2 separate regions of the Homo sapiens genome follow, and region 1 is linked to region 2. Evidence: chromatin contacts called from ENCODE Hi-C or POLR2A ChIA-PET data. All regions are on one chromosome and are shown on one strand. Each heading gives the region's core, a stretch centred on a gene start or an enhancer-like site at or near the end of the contact. The rest is flanking DNA. Distances are from core to core; before and after follow the strand shown.

What was found. A loop is a pair of places that touch in the nucleus more often than their neighbours do. ChIA-PET counts read pairs that join two places held with the same protein, here RNA polymerase II (POLR2A). Pooled maps may share reads with other maps.
Region 1: a map with no recorded cell type shows a loop between it and region 2 (2.2-fold over the local background). The contact joins the enhancer-like site here to the promoter of DNASE1L3 in region 2. A Hi-C loop is called at or near these places in 4 of 37 single-sample maps with no recorded cell type and 4 of 50 pooled maps. POLR2A ChIA-PET finds 5 or more read pairs at or near these places in 4 of 52 experiments (GM10248, H1, T-cell and 1 more).

Annotation. Positions count from the first base shown.
Region 1 is chr3:58,418,615-58,421,314 of GRCh38, reverse strand. All of the region lies in intron 17 of PXK (PX domain containing serine/threonine kinase like), which reads right to left. Among named protein-coding and RNA genes, the nearest start is that of PDHB, 14 kb to the left of the region's middle. Within about 2 kb of position 1,359, at least 13 of the 41 ENCODE cell types and tissues checked have a DNase peak (open chromatin) inside an H3K27ac peak, as active enhancers do.
Region 2 is chr3:58,209,632-58,212,331 of GRCh38, reverse strand. It overlaps DNASE1L3 (deoxyribonuclease 1L3), which reads left to right and starts at 1,360. Exons shown (of 8, transcript NM_004944.4): 1 at 1,360-1,566. The coding sequence starts at 1,426.

The DNA of each region.
Region 1 (2,700 bases), core at 110-2,609, 210 kb before region 2:
CCACTGCGCCTGGCTCCCTTCCCCACCGACTCTTAGGCCCATGTTAGCAGCCAGCAGTGGGTAATCTACAGTCTCTCTAATTCTGAGCTCCTTTGTGGTCACATACAGGAAGGGAGGCCAAGTGGCCATGAGACCACACTAGGGTAACACCAGACTTACCAGCCACCCTCAGGAGAGAACCGAAGCAGGCAAGCCCCCAGCTCTCGGGAGAACCACCTTCTCCTTTGGCTTCAGGCAGGTGAGGAGGCTGTACTCCTGTCACAGCTCGAGAATTATAAAGGATGCTTACAAAAGAACTGTTTTTCCCTACCGTCAGTTATAAAAGCCAGTAAGTTGTCTCCCTGTAACTAAGAGCTCAAGTGCCTAACACTCTTTCCTCTTCATCAGAGTAACTAGGAATCAACATTTTTGCAGCAACGGGACTTTGAGAGTTATGGTTTCCAAAATTAAAATATACCAAAATGCCATGCAGTTGATTTGCAGGTTTTAGAGCTGTATTTTAAAACTGAAATCAGAGTGAAAATGAAGATTTTGAAGGTCATGATGAAAATGAAATGAATATAGATGAAGTCACTGGGTGCTTTTTAAAGATGCTGTATTTCATTTAAATATTCAGATAAGGAAATAGTCTCAAATCTGCTTTCCCACTTGTTCATCACTTCAGCAATCGAGACACTTTGGGTCCTATTTCACACACAGAAACAGAGCATCTTTAAAGTCTGAGAAATCAGCATAGTTTACTTTACCGAAAATTCACGTTCAAAATGGTGCATGCTCTACTGAAAACAGCAAAGAGAGAGAGAGAAAGGGGGGACACAAGTCATTATTCAGATTTTAGTGTCATTTAATCAAATAGTAACAGACAGTAAAATATTAGTCTGAATCACAAGCTGATTATTCTCACTTCGAAACTAGGATATACTCAAATTAACCACAGCACTGGTTTGTAAACACGATTGTGAGCCTTTTAAAACATGGCAAACGTATTTATAGAATAACCAATGAGTCGCTTTTTGAGCCACCTAATGAGTCACTTTCTTCATGTTCTTTGTCCTCTGAGCCAGTTAGATACTATTTTTATTTATTTACAAGCATGACGCTCACTTCAGAAAAGCCATGAAGGTTTTACCTCTGAAGAGCAGAATGGATATGAGGAGTGTGCTTAGTTCTATTATTAAACAAGGACAGTTGATCAAGATGGGAGAAAAATGAAAACCCATAACTTTTTTCCAAGCAAGTCTTCTAGAGTCTACAATAGATTTGTCTCTTTAAAGTTGGGAGGAGTGTGAGCAGGCCTAAGGCCAGAGATCCTGGGCAAGCATCCTCAAGGCGGAAGCACTGGGCCCCTCCCTGAGGCCCTGTGAGCCCCTCCCTAGAGGCTGAATTGGGCAGTGAAACTTACTTAAGGCCATAAAGCCGTTTTAAAAAGGAAAGCAAGGCAAATGTTTTTCTTGTCTTCTTTTAAACTGACTAGATCCCCAGCTAAATGTGAAGGATCATGCTTTGGTAAATCTCAGAGTTCCTAATGAACCAACTCTGCCCCACAGCCTTTTCCTGGAAAGGGGCTGGGAAACGGAAAAGAGGCCCTCCAGCCTTCTCAGTACCATTGTTCCCCAAGGCTAGCCAGAGAAACTTGAATCCCTCCTTCTCCAAGGTGGGTCACAGAAACAGAACCCCTTTTCCCCAAAGCAAGCCATCATACCTAAAAATATTACTCTCCCTCCACCTTTCTGTGTAAAAACTGTCCATAAAGAAATAACTTGGCTGGGTGTGGTGGCTCACGCCTGTAATCCCAGCACTTTGGGAGGCCAAGGCGGGCGGATCACCTGAGGCCAGAAGTTCGAGACCAGCCTGGCCAACATGGCGAAACCCTGTGTCTACTAAAACTACAAAAAAGTAGCTGGGCATGGTGGTGGGCGCCTGTAATCCCAGCTACCTGGGAGGCTGAGGCAGGAGAATTACTTGAACCCAGGAGGCAGAGGCTGCAGTGAGCCAAGATCGAGCCATTGCACTCCAGCCAGGGCAACAAGAGTGAAACTCCATCTCAAAAAAGAAAAGAAATCACCTGACCTACCTTGTCTGACTATAGGTTGTAAGACCCCCATTCCAGAGAGAGTCCTGCCCATACCCAGAAGGAAGGAATGCTGCTCAGAGAGGCTGAGAAGAATCTAGACAGACAGACTTGCTGGGTTTCCCCACTCAGCCTATTAGCATTAGATCATAGCCTTTTCTTCCAATCATATTTCCACACAGCTGTCCATACTTTGTTGAACCTAAGCATAAAAATGGACAATTTTCCCTGTACCTTTGGGTCTTCATTCTGAAGGCTCCTGTGTATACATATTAAATAAACTTGTATGCCTTTTCTCTTATTAAATAAACTTGTATGCCTTTTCTCTTATTCATCTGTTTTGCGAGTTGAATTTTAAGCAGACCTTCAGAGGGCGGGCTCCCACACCTCTTCCTCTGCAGATTTGAAACTTCCCTTTCTCTCCACTCATTCTTGCAAACTGGGTTTTCTACAAACTGCCAGCTCTCTCACCTCAAAATTATTGGTTAAAACATAAACTACAAGCAAGAACAGCTAGAATTATCTGATTGCAAGACATTCGTAGTTTATACCTGATAGTGCTTTACCGCTTATAAAGCCTCGCCATGTATGCCATCTATCTAATAAAGAGCGAGACGTCTTTTAAAAGC
Region 2 (2,700 bases), core at 111-2,610:
CTCTGCCTCCCAAGTTCAAGCCATTCTCCTGCCTCAGCCTCCCAAGTAGCTGGGATTATAGGCGCCCACCACCACGCCTGGCTAATTTTTGTATTTTTAGTAGAGACAGGGTTTCACCATGTTGGCCAGGCTGGCCTTGAACTCCTGACCTCAAGTGATCCACCCACCTCAGCCTCCCAAAGTGCTGGGGCTACAGGAGTGAGCCACTGCGCCCGGCCCAGAGCCACCTTTACCAGAGATTCAACCAGGCCTGAGGTCTTAGGTTGCAGACAACAGGGAGATTCATTGCAGCACGAACTCAGGAAACCATTTCCTTCCATGTACTATTTGGGGTTATCTTATAGAATTCCTGGCATGCTTGGCCAGTATGCTGCCTGGATGTATGTTGGGGATATATGTATAATTTTCCCTGTGGCTGTGGCCACAGACCCATCACCACAAGAGGGGTTGGTCCACAGATCCCGATGCTGGCTTGGAGTTATTCTTATTCCCTACCCTTTTCACAGAATTGTCTTTGCCAAAGTCCATTAATATACCTTGATTGGATTTTGCTTTTTTTTTTAATTTTTTTTTGCTTTACAGATCTTCATAGTTTCCTGCCCATATCTCTAAAAGTCATTTTGCTTGAGTTGATATCCTACAGTTCTTACAAGACCTTTCTCTCCCAGGGTCACACAACTCTCGCCAATATTAAATTAATATCAGCTTCAATCACGGGTCTCTCCATGGGTTTCACGGGCTATTTGCTCGCAGAGTCCAGGGACATTTTCCTCATCCATTCCATCAGATCCCCAATTGCTTTCTCTGGCAACACACTCCTAGTATTTGTACGGTAAAGCTGCCTAAAAAAATTAAGTAATTCAAACTACTCTTGACCTTACTTTACACCACCAGGGCAATTAGAGTCACAGTCTGGGTGTGTCTGAGGACAGCAGGCCGCCAAATCCCAGTGATTTAGAGAAAACCGAGCAGAATTTCCCATGCCTCCTGCCTCATTGTCCCCCAGCAGAAGGTTCCGTCACCCCAGGTGCCCTCTAGGGTGGACCACTTCCGAGTTCATCCACTGTCAGGAAAAGGCACATGGCATGCAACCGCAAGACCGATGACTAGATGTCAGAGCTGGCTCCCGGTTGGGATATGAGTGACTTTGTGGAGGATGGCGCCTAAATGAGGCATGCCAATTTCTGCACCAGGGTGACGAACATAAGGGCTCCTTAAAGGCTAGCCCAATGTATCTGTATTTCCTTGGGGATTAAAACCCATGATCTTCAGTTCCTCAGAGAACTGAAAGTTGCAAGGAGAAATCCAGTAATTCCTGTTATCTGCAGGCTTTATAAGTCAGTGGAGCCTGCGGAAGTGGCCAGAATCCAGCACTCCAAGCACTGCTGTCTTCTCACAGAGTCTTGAAGCCAGAGCAGCGCCAGGATGTCACGGGAGCTGGCCCCACTGCTGCTTCTCCTCCTCTCCATCCACAGCGCCCTGGCCATGAGGATCTGCTCCTTCAACGTCAGGTCCTTTGGGGAAAGCAAGCAGGAAGACAAGAATGCCATGGATGTCATTGTGAAGGTGAGCCCCTTTCCTGGGAGGAGGATCCCAGACACCCCTCACACCCTCTCTCCTGTCTGCAGACTTTAAGAGACTCAAGGAACTTAAAGTTGGCCCTTAGGGGGAATGTAGAAGCTGGCTTGGAACAATAACCACTTCAACTCTCTGTACCTCCTGCCGTCATCTTAAAACAGGGGTGATAACAATGGTTCCCTCCAGGGTTGCTGGGGGGACTACAGGAGTTGGCAAATGGAAAGCTCTTAATGTAGTATCTGGCTCATTATACGTTCCAGATAAGGGTTAGCCATTATGATTTTTATTGCTATTTATTGAATGCCTGTATCAGGCACTATAAGCACATGGTTTCACTTCATAATCTTTATGAAGAGGGACTATTACTCCCCATGTAGAGGTGATGAACAAAGAAAGATGAAGTAACCTTATACAGCTACTCCTTTTCACCAGCAAAGCCCAGCTCCTTTCTCTCTCTTTCCTTTTCTTCTTTCTTTCTTTTCTTTCTTTCTCTCTTTCTTTCTTTCTTTTTCTTTCTTCCTTTTTCTTTCTTCCTTTTTCTTTCTTCTTTCTGTCTTTTCTTTCTTCTTCCTTTCTCTTTTTCTTTGTTTCTTTCTTCCTTTCCCTTCCTTACTTTTTTCCTTCCTTCCTTCTCTCTCCCATCCTCATCATCCCTCCCTCTCTTTGTCTTTCTTTCTTCTTCTCCTCCTTCCTTCCTCTCTCCCTCTCCTCTACTTCCCCACTCCTTCCACTTTCGCTTACGCTTTCCTTGGGTGATATACCCAATGTCCGGGGACACTGCTTGCTTTCTCTGGAGTCAATTGACTCCCTTTATCCTACAGGTTAATTAATTTTTGATGCTGGCAACTTAACCCTTTCCCAGGACTCTGGAAAGGTACTTATTACCTTAGGAAACCTGAGACACCATGGTGTGGTAGGGGGGCCAGGAGCCCTGGGTCCAGATTCCACCTACCAGACTTGTGAGCTTGGGAGGCCCTGCCCCTCCCTGAACCACCAGCTCCCCTAGTAAAATGGCGACCACATCCAAATACCACCTGTAGCACTGGCTGGTGAAGAGAACTCAGGGTGCCTGAGGCACCCAGCAGAGCCTGCAGCAAGGTGGGTATTCATGAGCCAGAGCCG